2 separate regions of the Homo sapiens genome follow, and region 1 is linked to region 2. The links are chromatin contacts, found by Hi-C in ENCODE. All regions are on one chromosome and are shown on one strand. The core of a region is the stretch at or near the end of the contact, and the rest is flanking DNA. Distances in the headings are between cores, read along the strand shown. Region 1 holds the start of ABHD10 (abhydrolase domain containing 10, depalmitoylase). Region 2 overlaps LOC124906267 (a long non-coding RNA gene).

Evidence for each region. A loop is a pair of places that touch in the nucleus more often than their neighbours do. Pooled maps may share reads with other maps.
Region 1: a map of CD8-positive, alpha-beta T cell shows a loop between it and region 2 (4-fold over the local background). The contact joins the promoter of ABHD10 here to the enhancer-like site in region 2. A Hi-C loop is called at or near these places in 3 of 168 maps with a recorded cell type or tissue (CD4-positive, alpha-beta memory T cell, CD8-positive, alpha-beta T cell and naive thymus-derived CD4-positive, alpha-beta T cell) and 7 of 50 pooled maps.

What each region holds. Positions count from the first base shown.
Region 1 is chr3:111,976,180-111,983,094 of GRCh38, forward strand. It overlaps ABHD10 (abhydrolase domain containing 10, depalmitoylase), which reads left to right and starts at 2,847. Exons shown (of 5, transcript NM_018394.4): 1 at 2,847-3,024; 2 at 5,605-5,788. The coding sequence starts at 2,883. PHLDB2 (pleckstrin homology like domain family B member 2) reads left to right here. Exons shown (of 18, transcript NM_001134438.2): 18 at 1-338. RefSeq lists enhancers at 2,489-3,048, 2,907-2,956, 2,967-3,016, 3,037-3,086.
Region 2 is chr3:109,803,298-109,809,961 of GRCh38, forward strand. The region is part of intron 2 of LOC124906267 (a long non-coding RNA gene); the gene reads left to right. Among named protein-coding and RNA genes, the nearest start is that of MIR4445, 200 kb to the left of the region's middle. RefSeq lists an enhancer at 3,504-4,703. Within about 2 kb of position 3,799, at least 5 of the 41 ENCODE cell types and tissues checked have a DNase peak (open chromatin) inside an H3K27ac peak, as active enhancers do; they include CD8-positive, alpha-beta T cell, where a contact is called at or near this core.

The DNA of each region.
Region 1 (6,915 bases), core at 1,597-4,096, 2.2 Mb after region 2:
GCATGATGTAGTAAGCCTCTTAAATATGTGTGTTAAATATATTGAGTTTGGATTAAAATGTTGACATGATTTCACATTTGAAAATAAACTCATCTCTTATTTTGAAGTTACCTATCTGTAGTATGATGGAGGATGAATTAATCGCAAATGACAGTTGTAGAAACTATGTAAAGTTTGTTGTGTGCTAACATTATGATTTGTAGTGTATAAACTGAAGTATTCCAATAGAAGTATCTCTGGTTACATCCTATTGCTTACAAAATGAAATGAACCCTGAAAAACTCTGACATCATATTGTTGTCTGTTTACACAGATACATTTATTGCTGGGGATTGCAAGGAGTGTGTTTACTTATCCTTATCTTACACGAAAAAAAAATCATGTAAATGTGATATAAAGCTTTATTTGGTGGGGCATCTCATTTGTCCCCCTGAACTAAGGCAGCAGATTTCAGAGAGAGAAGCTTCCCTCAGCAGTATGTCCCTTTGCCCCCTTTATATATTGATGAAGTCAACATTGACAATAGGTACCCAGAGTGGAAACAAATTTGTCTACTTCAAGCTCATCACTGTCCGTAAAAGCATCTGTACTTGCTACTGGCCATAATTTTTTCTAATTTGTTAGACAACAAGAGTGAATACAGAAAACAATCCATGGGTTTCTCTGCTTTTCTGTGCAGTGATTTTCCCACTATGACCAGTCAGATTTTTCATCTTACTGCAAGTAAAATGCAAGAAGACTTGCAAAAATAAAGGGGAAGAAAAGGGAGAGAAGTGATTGAGAATATTTGCAATTATCCAAAACATGCAGAGAGAAGTGTTTGTTAAGATATAAGGGATGGGCCAGGTGCGGTGGCTCACACCTGTAATTCCAGCACTTTGGGAAGCCAAGGGGGGTGGATCACCTGCAGTCAGGAGTTCGAGACCAGCCTGGCCAACATGGTGAAACCCCATCTCTACTAAAAATACAAAAATTAACCAGGCATGGTGGTCGGTGCCTGTAATCCCAGCTATTCAGGAGGCTGAAGCAGGAGAATCGCTTGAACCCAGGAGGTGGAGGTTGCAGTGAGCTGAGATCGCCCCATTGCACTCCAGGCTGGGTGACAAGAGCGAGACTCAGTCTAAAACATACACACACACACACACAAAAACCCAAAAAAGAAATATAAGGGATGATGAAATGACATGCATCAGGCATCACCTTAGTGATTTAGTCCCTTAGAGTCTACAACAGGTCTAATGGAGAACGGGCAACATAGCTCAGCATCTTTTGGAGTATGTCCTGAAATCAAGTTGCTGTCCTTAACTATATGTCCTTAGTAGAGAGAGGCATCCCACCTCTCAAGAAAGAGATCTATTCAGTCTTTATTTATCTAACTGTTCCAGACTGTTCCAACAGTCCAGGTTCTCACGACTCCAAAGACATGCTGGATTCACTATATCCAAACTTTGCCTTTAATTCTGGTACCAATTACTGCCCCCCAAATTTATAACCAGGATAATAAAAGTTACTTTACTATCTTATATATACTCAAAGTATTACACAAGCCACCATAACTTTTAAATAGGAAACTACTACGTAAAACTCCATGGTTGATGCTTGAGGCCCCCAGGAATTAGTTTGAAAGGTATTTAGAGCTGGAGTCCGGAAACCCTTGTACTACAATTTATTCAACTATTTTTCTATTGTTAGCCATTCCCATTTTTTTCCTTCTCTTTGCCTCTAAAAACGGTGTAGTAGATAATATGCAGTCTTAAGAACTAGTGTTGTTTTTCTATAGGATAATCACAAATTGGTGCCACTGCGTTAAAAGGCACTGGAATGGATGCATATTTTAAAATTGTAATAGATGTGGCCATATTACTTCACAACAAATTTTAGTAATTCACCTTCCTAGCAATCATACATAAGTGCTAGTGTCTAGCATCCTTGCCAATTATTTTTCTTTTTTGCCAACTGAATGGGGGGAAAAAGGCATTATTTTTTTAATTCCAGTTTTTCATTTAGTGAGTTTGAGCATCATGTTTCCTTATATGGGCTGCCTATTTATAGCTGTTGGCCAATTTTATTTGAATTATATTTCTTATTTATAGGAGCAGGCTGAGTAGAAGTATTAATGTATCTATGCTACAAAATCCATTTTTCTAAGCTCTTAACTTGAGGTGTCTTTTGCCATTCAAAAAGTTTAAATTCGTATACAAATATATTTTTTATTTATGATGTTGGGGTTTTGAAATCTTGGTTAAGAAAGTCCCTTCTGTCCCCGGATTATATAATATTCTCCTAAAATTTATTTAATCCTCTCAGTTGTATTCTTCCGTTGAAATCTTTTTTTACTGAAATTTATTTTCGCATATAGCACGAGGAGGGGGCCAAGATAATTCAGTATTTCGTTAATCAGGCATATAGATCTAGAGCGGGGAATGTCCGATACCATTCCAGGTTATACAGGCGAGATTAATGTCAGATCTTGGGAGCATTTCCAGTACAGGTTAAAACTGTCACGCGGTCGGCGGGATTGCAGGTGATGCAGCAAGCCTGGTGTCCTCGACAGGAGACGTTTCCCATCTAGGACCGTTGGATAGGGTTCCTTTCTGAGCTTCCAGCTCTGTAGTATCTATCAGCCCGCTGATAGGGCAGCCTCCCGACGCCACTCAAAACATCTTAAAGGCCCCAAGCCAAACCCCGCTACTAGTAGAACCAACAGTCTAAACGAAAGAGCCACGACGCTCTGCGCATGTGCGCTCTTCGCAAGCTGAAAATCTTGCGGGGAGCTCTTTAGCAAGTTCCGCCTTCCAGCCTGAAGCGCATGCGCAGCCTCGGTTCCGTTGCGTAGCGTGTCCCTCAGTGGGACACTGCAGGGTGCGGGGACAACTACGAAGATGGCGGTTGCGCGCTTGGCAGCTGTGGCGGCCTGGGTACCTTGTCGGAGCTGGGGCTGGGCAGCCGTCCCCTTCGGTCCCCACCGTGGCCTCAGCGTGCTGCTTGCACGGATACCTCAGCGGGCGCCACGGTGGCTCCCAGGTCAGTGTCCGAAAGGCGGGAGTAGGATGCGTTCTTTCGAACGCCTCGGGTTCCGTCAGTTACCGTGCCTGTGCAGTGCGTCTTTGGCGCCCGGTTCAAAAATGCTCCTCCCCCTTTCTCAACACCCCAGTTCTAGGCGCTTTGTAGACTTCTGGTGAAGGCTGTGAGGAGAGCTCTGCCGCGGCCCTGCGGCATTCTGGGCACCCCGGGCCCTCGCTGGCGTTTTACACTGTGCAGTTTAAAGAGCTCCTGCTCCTTACCTGCCTCCCCTGCATTAAAGGCCAACACTAGAAAAAATTAAAATGTGCATTTAATGCATTATTATTAGTTACTTCTAGGAATTTGTAGATTGTGACTCCTAAAATGCTTAGACTGACTCTCCTTTGAGTTTAGGGAACCTAACAATGCGAGGCATGTTCTTTGTAAAAGTGTAGACGCCCTCATAAGCCTAATTTCTAGTTCTGCTTTCTTGCTGCACCCACTCAGTGAAAGAACCATAATCATTATTGCACAAAGGAAACTAGAATTTGGGCTAAAAATCAGAGAACCTCTTATATGTATATATAGTCTTTGAATTAGATCCTTTTATTTTTTTGGCTTTGTGTGTGGTTCACACCATTGCCACGTAGCTGTCAGATGATGCATGGTGCTTGGAGTGGTAATTAATGTCACGGCAGAGATCTTTTGTATGGAGATTTTTGTATCCAGTTTTTAAACTTTTATAATCAGATTAACTTGCATTTAATTGTGCGCAACCAAAAGGCATGTTACACATGCAAATACTCCTAGTAAAATGTAGTATGTCAATTCATTAACCAGAGTATAATATTATTTCATCTAGTTAGCACTTATTCATTGAGCACTTATGCACCAGGCTTTGAATTAATCCTTATGTTCAAAGATGATTTATGAATATAATTATATGAATCTGTCTACTTAGAACTTACATTAAATAAATTATAATCATCTCGGGGAAATTATGTTTTAAGAGGTGATTTCTGGAAGAGGATAGTGAGAATTTTTTTTAGTGCTCAGCTGAGTAGATGGGAAATGAACATGAGTGGATCAGCATAACTGGTCCTTACCAAAAGTTTTAAATTTGGCATATTTCTCTATACTTTGAAACAAGCTTTTATGTAAAAAGGATAACTTTAAGGCCTTCAGTTACATCTTTAAAAAATCAACTTCTTAATTACAAAATGGGGAAAACTTTAGCAGCACACATGGATTCTCTTCTCAAGACTGAGAAGTTTTCAAAGTGGAGGACGGCTTCATTTAATATAAAAAAAGAAAATGTATTAGTCCAAAGACTCTAAGGAAGTACACAAAACTAGTGTCTTTGGAAAGAAGAGGTGGGATTATAAATGACTCTTTTAAAAAAATATCTACTTGTTTCTTAAGAGCAAGTATAGATTTTATAATGGGGGAAAATTTGAAAAAGATGAAGTAGGATAATCTTATGAAGTTCACCAATTGTACTGTTGTACTTAAATTACACTAAAATCTCTGTGTACCATTTACAGAAAGCCAAACCAACAAAACGCAAAGTGATTGCATAGGTCTATAAGAAATCTCTTTCCAAAAACGATACTATCATATGTTGTTTTTAAAGAAACTGCTCATTGAACCCACCTCAGCTGACAATAAAATTATGAGTTGTTACCATGGCTCATGATTTCTTGGTTGAGGTAGGCGGATGGGTGGGCGGGTGGATGGGAGTCAGTAATAAAAAGGGCACAGCACGTCCTCCTTTGAAACAATTTTGCAAGGGCAGACCAAACCTGTTTCTTCCCTGACCCCCAAGAAAGTAGGGGATGAAAGGCCAGGCATGGTGGCTCACACCTGTAATTTCAGCAATGGGAGGCCAAGGTGGGAGGGTCACTTGAGCCTGGGAGTTTGAGACCAGTCTGGGCAACATAGTGAGACCCTGTCTCCACAAAAAATACAAAAATTAACCAGGTGTGGTGGTACATGCGTGTAGTGCAGCTACTGGGGAGGCTGAGGTGGGACGATGGCTTGAGCCTGAGGAGTCGAGGAAGTCCAGGCTGCCGTAAGCTAGGATTGCACCACTGCACTCTAGCCTGAGTGACAAGGTGAGACCCTGTCTCAAAAAAAAAAAAAAAAAAAAAAGAAAGAAAATAAGGGATGTGAAACTTGTCAAACAAAAAATAAATTTAAAAACAAAGCCAAAAATCTCACAAGAGAGGGCTGAAACTATTGCGGGTAAATCTGAATGTTGATTGATACTGTTTAGAATACATGATAAAGCAGTAACAAGAAAATGTTTTTCGATTAGTCTCTGTCTTTTGTTGTCTTGAAATTCCTACCGCATTGTGTATTTTGGAAGAATCAAGATTGGACTTTGCTCAAAGAAGTTACTGATGTTGGCATGATTTTAAAACTGGAGATCTCATGCACAGACTTACTTAGTACTTTGAGTCTGTTCTTGTTTTTTCTATTAAATGGAAATAGTATTTAACATCAATTCATTGAGATAAGAAAGTTAAGATCGAAAATATATATGGTTTTCCAAAGACTGAGTTTACAAACCATAGTTTACTTTTTGTGTACTTTGTTTAGCTTGTAGACAAAAGACGTCACTCTCATTCCTTAATCGACCAGACCTTCCAAACCTGGCTTATAAGAAGCTAAAAGGCAAAAGTCCAGGAATTATCTTCATCCCTGGCTATCTTTCTTATATGAATGGTACAAAAGCGTTGGCGATTGAGGAGTTTTGCAAATCTCTAGGTCACGCCTGCATAAGGTAGGAACAACACATTACTGAGAAAATATTGCTACTGTTAGCATTACAGTGGAGAATTACTTCTGTTCTAATCAGTTGAAGTAAATGCCAGCATTTTTATACATTATTTTAATGGTCTGTAAACTTGCATCTTGTGATTTAGGGTAATTTTAAAAGCAACCTTTAAAAGACCTTTTTTAAAGGCCTTTGTGCCACGCTGACAACCCTGGCAGAAAAGGACATCTTAAGGGAAATATTGGTAACTAAGCTCTTTAGAGGCAATAATGTATGTGACAACAAACAGATATACTAGTTGGCTTTCATACAGTCTCTTATATTATCATTTTCCACTGGGGACTTAAGGACTTTATTTGATCACTGTTTATCTAAAAGTAATACATGTATTTAAAAGTATCATAATGCAAATTTCTGCTGAGTTTTCTCTTCCCTCTCCTGTAATCTGAATATGTATAAGCATAAATAGGGATAAGTGGTACTTAACTCAAGCTTGATTTTATAATTCCTAATTTTTCACACTGAGAGTTATTTTAGTAAATAACTTTATGTTATTATAAGGTCTACCTGTAGCAGTTATATGTTTAGTATCCACTGTCCAGAAGAGATGGTATGATTTCGTAAAAAGAAGATTAGCCTGGAATTCAAGAAACATGAGTTCTAGAATAAATTCGAGCAATAACTATGACAAGACAAGTAAGTTAATAAACATTGGACCTAAGTTTGTCATCAAAAGAAGGAGGTTGGACTAGAGATAACTTCTGAGTTATTTTCTAGCACTAACAGCCTAAAAATCTATCCATCTAAATTTTTAGAAGAGTGACTCACAAACATTCATTCAATAATTCTAGAAAATACAGCTGTATATAAAACTTTCAGACTACCTGTTCAATATATTAGCAGCAATTATGTCAATTATAAAATTAAATAAGATTTAATCTTATTTCTTTTACCAAACTAATGAATTATTTTATTTTCATACTCAGAACTATGTTAAAATCTGTTCTGACTTATTCTGAAGATTGGAGTACTTTTTGGAAATAGATTCTCTAGCACTATACTGAGTGCTGCATAATAACAAAGAATTATAAAACATTGTACTTGCCTATGAGGACCTTTCATTCAGGGTGGGG
Region 2 (6,664 bases), core at 2,549-5,048:
CTGATGAGTAAGAGGAAAAGTAAGCCAAGTAAAGGAGTGCAGACACCTGAGGTAGCAGAAAGATGAAGTCTTCCTAATTCCAGCTCCTATCTGCAGGCTCTGGTACTGCAGCTCTTCCTTTTTATATTATGCACCATCCCAGCATCTTTCTCAGTTATGGCAGCCAGTAGATTACTTTTATTTATATGAGCAAGTGGGAGTGTGAGCAGTCACTCGTGCGGCGCTCTCCTCCTTCCCCTGGCGTCCTCCAGCATTTCCGCTTGCCCTCCATGCAGCAGCACCCACTCAGACCTCCCCTCCCACACAAGCTGCCCCACCCTGCATAGCATACTGTTTTCCCGCAAAAGGACCTTAAAAATTCTTGTTGAAGTAATCAGTGGATAGAGTCACAGGAAATAGGGAGTAGCTGTAATACCTTGATTAAAGAATGATATGTGGCCGGGCACAGTGGCTCACAACCTGTAATCCCAGCACTCTGGGAGGCCGAGTGGGGCGGATCACGAGGTCAGGAGATCGAGACTGGCTAACACGGTGAAACCCCGTCTCTACTAAAAAAAATACAAAAAAATTATCCGGGCGTGGTGGCGGGCACCTGTAGTCCCAGCTACTAGGGAGGCTGAGGCAGGAGAATGGCGTGAACCCGGGAGGCGGAGCTTGCAGTGAGCCCAGATCGTGCCACTGCACTCCAGCCTGGGCGACAGAGCAAGACTCCGTCTCAAAGAAAAAAAAAAGAATGATATGTAAAAACAAAGTTTTTAGGTTTTTAGGACAAATCTGCCAACAAGAATTTCTCATGTTTCAATCGGAAACTTTTTTTTTCTTTCCAGTGTTAGGATAGACAACCTTATTTCCTTCCCACAAATGGCAATTCTTTAGATTACTGGAGGGGGGACAGCTTGTCTGTTTTCTAATTTCAAAAACGAATAATTCCTTTAAAAGCTTCAGATTTTGGTGCTTTTGTCATCTTGCTACAGGGCTCTGGACCCTTGGCCAGTGGCCAGCTTTAGAAATGGTCATTTAGGAAGCAAGTCTTCCCCAGAGAATGCATGTGCTGAGTTGCTCTCATGTTTGCTGGTGGACAGTTGGTCCCGTGTCCCCAACACCACAAAGGCTTTCATGGACAGAGTCCTTCATGGGTAAGAGAAAAAGCTGGGACACATTTTTAAAAAACTTTTAGTACATGTAAAAGTGATGTTCTTTATAAGAAAAATGTTCTTTATTCATTTTGGAAAAAAAGTAGAGTCCAAATTTACCAAAGTATAAACACTGAGAGACAAAAGCTGTGGAGATATAAAAAACAGAAAAACAGGCACTTTGCTTCATGCATATATCAACAAATTTTAAAAATCAAAGACAAACTAAAATTGTCAGTAGGGGTCCTACAGGCAAAAAAGACATCATCTAAAAAAGAAGTCTTAAGGAGGGAGTGAAAAAGTAAAGATGGACGAGAACAGTGTAAGTAAATGCTGTATATCTTCCTTTAGGTTTTGAGCACCTTTTGGATTAATGCCAGAAGAAATCCTTCAAAAGTAAGTGGGTGTGTATGGTCAGGCCTGGCTTATGGGCTTCCCTGCCTTTATAGAAATCATGTCAATTAGTTTCAGCTTCATGAAACATTAGTCATAAAGGTGTGAAAGCAGTGGTCTAATTGAACCACAGGTAGCTTAATGACTCATTTTAAACACTTTACTCTCACTTTCTCAAGAAAATAGGAGGCACAATGAAATAAATTGCTAGGCTAAAGCCAAGTATCAAGAATCCTGATATTCAACATAGTTAACCCATAGGGTGGATGTAGAATCTGCAGCAAAGGCCCAGATCAGGAGCTAAGACTCAGATAGGACTGGATAGATTAGAGAAATCAACCATCTGGGCCAGAGACTTCAATATTGTGAAATAAATAATTGGCCTTTACAGCTAATGTAGAGACCAGTGCCTACTTGGAATTCTGACAAAGAGAATAAAGTAATTAAAACCAGATTGACCTCTATAGTTTGTCCTGAGCAGAATCTAACAAAATCCAGCTTCTTTTGTTTACCTGCTCTATCTCCCATGTTGAGTAAGAATATTGTGGTCAAGATGGAAGTGGGTAGTAGGATCTAGCCTGAAGCGGAGAGTGGAGCAGGAAATGTGGGATGTAAGGATAAGCAGAATTTGCTGAATGCTTTTCAGGAGGATGAAAGAGTACATCAGACAATAATATATAGTCTTTGTTAGCTTTTCTTTTTATACAATGTTATAGACTTCAAAGAGATTCTATATTCCAAATCTTCACAAGATTTCTCACAAGAATATTTATGTGAAGCAAGGTACATACAATAAAATTGAGACTCAAGAGATTAAGTTACATGCTCAAAGTCAACTGAATAATAAATAGCACAGCCTGGATAGACTCCAACCCAGAGCATCCTGAGTGATTTTTCCCAGGAATCTTTTCATTTTTATGTCTATTTAATTCTGATGTCCCATTCATATGGAGACATATGATATGGACTTCCGTTTGCTACCATATAAATAAAGAGCAATATGAAGATGGGATAAGGGAATGTCCAGAATGCCAGAGTCAAACTAGCATCAATAGTGGCAATTATCCAAATGACTGGGGAGAACACCAGGATCTTAGAAATGGTATTTTAGATGTTACCAAGCAAGGCCATCTAAAGTAAGCCTTCAAAGAGTTCCAGAAGCAAAGAAAACAGATGAAAAGGCATGAAAACATGAACACTCTAATAACAGTTAAAGTAAATGGGATTGCTCTTGCCAAGACCTATGAACTATATCTGATTGTAGAGAAAAATAAAACAGCGGGTGAGGTGGTGCATCCATTCTGCAGATATATCTTTCAATAGGGAAGGCAGTTATAAACGAGGTGACTCTCTCTTGATTTCCATGATTTTAATTTTGTGACATAATGTGTATTCATTTATATTTTCTATTGAGTATGAGTCCATACACAATTAATGGTTAAATTTTTGAAAATATAAAGATTTTTACTGATAAAATTTATCATTCAAGGTTGGGATGCATATACTTTTCGCAGTAAAAGAGCAACAAATTTGTTAGAAAGTAGTTTTAATTGGTATCCTTTAAAAGAACCTTGTAGGATCGTGTTACTTCACATATAGGAGAATATTTCTCTAGCTTGTGGCTTCAGTGATACATTTTTTATGGACTGGTTGCCAGTGATTCTCGCCCATGAAATGTATAGAGAAGTCTGTTGACACTTCTTATCCTCTCTCTCTTTTACCTGATTTGAAGCAAAAATAGTCATTTTGGAATTAAGAGGAAAAGGACAAGTGAACTTTTGACTTAATCTTAACATTGTTGAGCTCCTGAGCTAATGAAAGCAACAAGTTCTTACTTTCAGATTTTGCATTCTGTGACTAAACAAAAAAGACTCCCTCTATTTTTTAAATTACTTTTTAAAAATACCTAATCAGATATTTTATTAATTGAAACCAAAGGCATTTCTAACTGTACCCTAACTTCCTGTCTTGTTTTCTCTTTCAGCTTTGTGTCAGTCTTTCTGTTGTGGAGATTTTTTTTTTTTCAGTCTTTTTGTCTGCCTAGCATTTGCATCCCCTTTCTACGTGAGATTAATCTTGGTGGGAGAAAGAGCAAACTTTAAACTTTAGAAACATTAACTATATAAACTATAAAAACTAAAAATACCAGATACGTTCTCAGCCTGATTTGAAGCAAGGGTTTGGGCAAATACTTCGGGCTCTCTATATTGGATGCACTCATACCAGTTTTTGAGTAGGAAGTTAGTGACACCAAAAAACACGGGAAGTGACTCATTCTCTGATAAAGGAAGTGGTTACAGCACAATTGTGTTCCTGATAGATCAGTGACAACATTATCTAGGACACTCAGTGTTCTAGTTTTGTGGGGGCAGAAGTAGTTTCCTCATCAGCCCAGTTTTGCAGCCTCAATTGGGGCATTGTTCAAGATTCATTGTTCTGAGCAAGATGGTTCCGCTCTCCTGGTGATTCAGAGAGCTACCTATTAGTTTTTAAAATAAACTCTTTTTTATCCTCCCATTTATTCAGTCATGATTGATTTCTTATTTTGCTTGCAAATAAGGACCTTGCTTGATGTATTGTCTATCTCTTAGGCCAAAAGAATAGAGGCCAGAGAAGAGGAGCCAGGCTGGTAGAAACATCTCGCCTTTTCTGCTTGGGTATGCTGTCACCTTTTACAAATGAATAAGCATGTTAATAAGCTGACAAGAGAAAGAGAGAGGAAGAAAACACGTAAAAAAATAAAAATAGGCCAGGCGCTGTGGCTCATGCCTGTAATCTCAGCACTTTGGGAGGCTGAGGTGGGCGGATCACAAGGTCAGGAATTCGAGACCAGCCTGGACAATATGGCGAAACCCCGTCTCAATTAAAAATACCAAAAAAAATTAGCTGGGTGTGGTGGCGGGCGCCTGTAGTCCCAGATACTCAGGAGGCTGAGGCAGGAGAATCGTTTGAACCCAGGAGGTGGAGGTTGCAGTGAGTCAAGATCACGCCACTGCACTCCAGCCTGTGCAACAGAGATAGACTGTCAAAAAAAAAAATTCACGGCATTTATGGCTTTAAGGATCTGTGTAAAAAACTACTGGTAACACTTCAGGGTATCTTTAATGATATCAATTGATATGTCTCTATCATTCATTCATATATCCTTCATTCAGTAGGTAGCCAGACTCTGTGCTTCTTGGTCTCAAGGATGTTTTGAGTTTGAAAAAACTGAAGTTTTACTTCCAACCTAGGTTTTCATTTTCTAAGTCTATACTTTTTGATAAAGTTGTGCTAGACGCCCTTGAAAGAGAGGAGAGAGAGAATGCCTCCTACATGAAATAAAAGAAAAGGGATTACTTTTACTCACAGTGAAGAGTTTCCTTACACCCAGTTTCCTTACTCCTAGATCTGGAGATCTGTGATATCTCCAGATAGGAGTGCAAGGACACAGAACCACTGTAGGGATTCCTCAAAGGCCACAGCAGGACCCTGCTAACTATCAGTGCTGTGTGGAGGAAGCAAGACTTCAGGAGGAATGTTGGTGGGTTTCAGGCTCGCCAAAGTTTGCTCCATCCTCAGTGTGGTGCACAGAAGCATCGGTCAGGAAGAAGGCTGGATTTGGAGGGACCCTGTGGAACAGACTCCAGTGTCTAGGTAGTAAACATTGGACAGATGGCCAATGACCCAGGAGCCACCCTATGTCATTGTGCTACTAAGACCTTCACATACTTCATTACCCTGGTAGTAGAGGGTCCTCAAGAATTGCTGAGATAGATATTTGACTATCTTGGCAAGAAGTGGACAAGAAGTAAGTATTAAGTACATTTATAGAAAATAAAGAAATGCATTATTATATTAGTTTGTTAGAGCTGTTGTAACAAAGTATGTGGACCCTATGGGTTAAACAACAGATATTTATTTTCTCAAAAATATGGTGGCTAGAAGTCCAAGTCAAGTTGTCAGTAGGATGATTTCTCCTGAGGCCTTTCTTGTCTTGTCTTCTCCCTGTGTGTTTACTGTGTGTGCATGGTCTTTGTGTGTGTGTGTATGTGTCCTAATCTCCATGTTTTAATAAGTACACCACTCATATTGGATTAGGGCTCCCCCTATGACCTAATTTTTCCTAAATTACCTTTTTAAAGACCCTATCTCTATATACTGTCACACTCTCAGGTACTGTAGTTTAGAACTTTAGCATATAAATTTTGCGGGACACAATTTATTCCATAACAATTATATTTTGCCCAACTGAGTTTGAGATTGTGTTCAAGTTTTCTCTATTATGATGTTACAAATTATTGTTACTAATAATATAAATAATAATAGCAAATAGGTATTAGGCACTTTTAAAAAACATTTTAGGTGATAACTCATTTAATCCCTGCAATAGTCTAACATAAGAGATATATTGTTCACATTTTATTAATCAGAAAGCTGAGGCATAAGATTTCTGTAACATTTGTAAACACTAGGCTGCACTGTATCCCAATAAAAGTAATACAGTAATTACTAAGCATGGAAGGTATGGCATAATTGATCCTCCAGTTGGATCAGAGAAGGGATTTTTGCTCACTATGACCTTTCTCATTTTGTTCTTGATTCCTGAAGGTTCTGTCCTATCATTTAACATGGGTAGCTGTATTAGTCAGGGTTCTCTAGAAGGACAGAACTAATAGAATACATGTATATATAAAGGGGAGTTTATTAAGGAGTGTTGACTCACAGGATGACAAGGTGAGGTCCCACAATAGGCCATCTGGAAGCTGAGGAGCAAGGAAGCCAGTCCAAGTCCCAAAGCTGAAGAACTTGAGGTCCAATGTTCGAGGGCAAGAAGCATCCATCACAGGATAAAGACATAGGCTGGGAGGATAAGCCAGTCTAGGCTTTATTTATTTATTTATTTATTTATTTATTTATTTATTTATTTTTACATTCTTCTGCCTGCTTTTATTCTGGCCGCAGTGGCAGCTGATTAGATAGATTGTGCCCACCAGGATTGAGGATGGGTCTCCTTTCCCAGTCCACTGACTCAAATGTTAATTTCCTTCAGCAACACCCTCATAGATATACCCACAACGACACTTTGCATCCTTCAATCCAATGAAGTTTACACTCAATATTAATCATCACAGTAGCCATTAGTAATGCTAAAATTG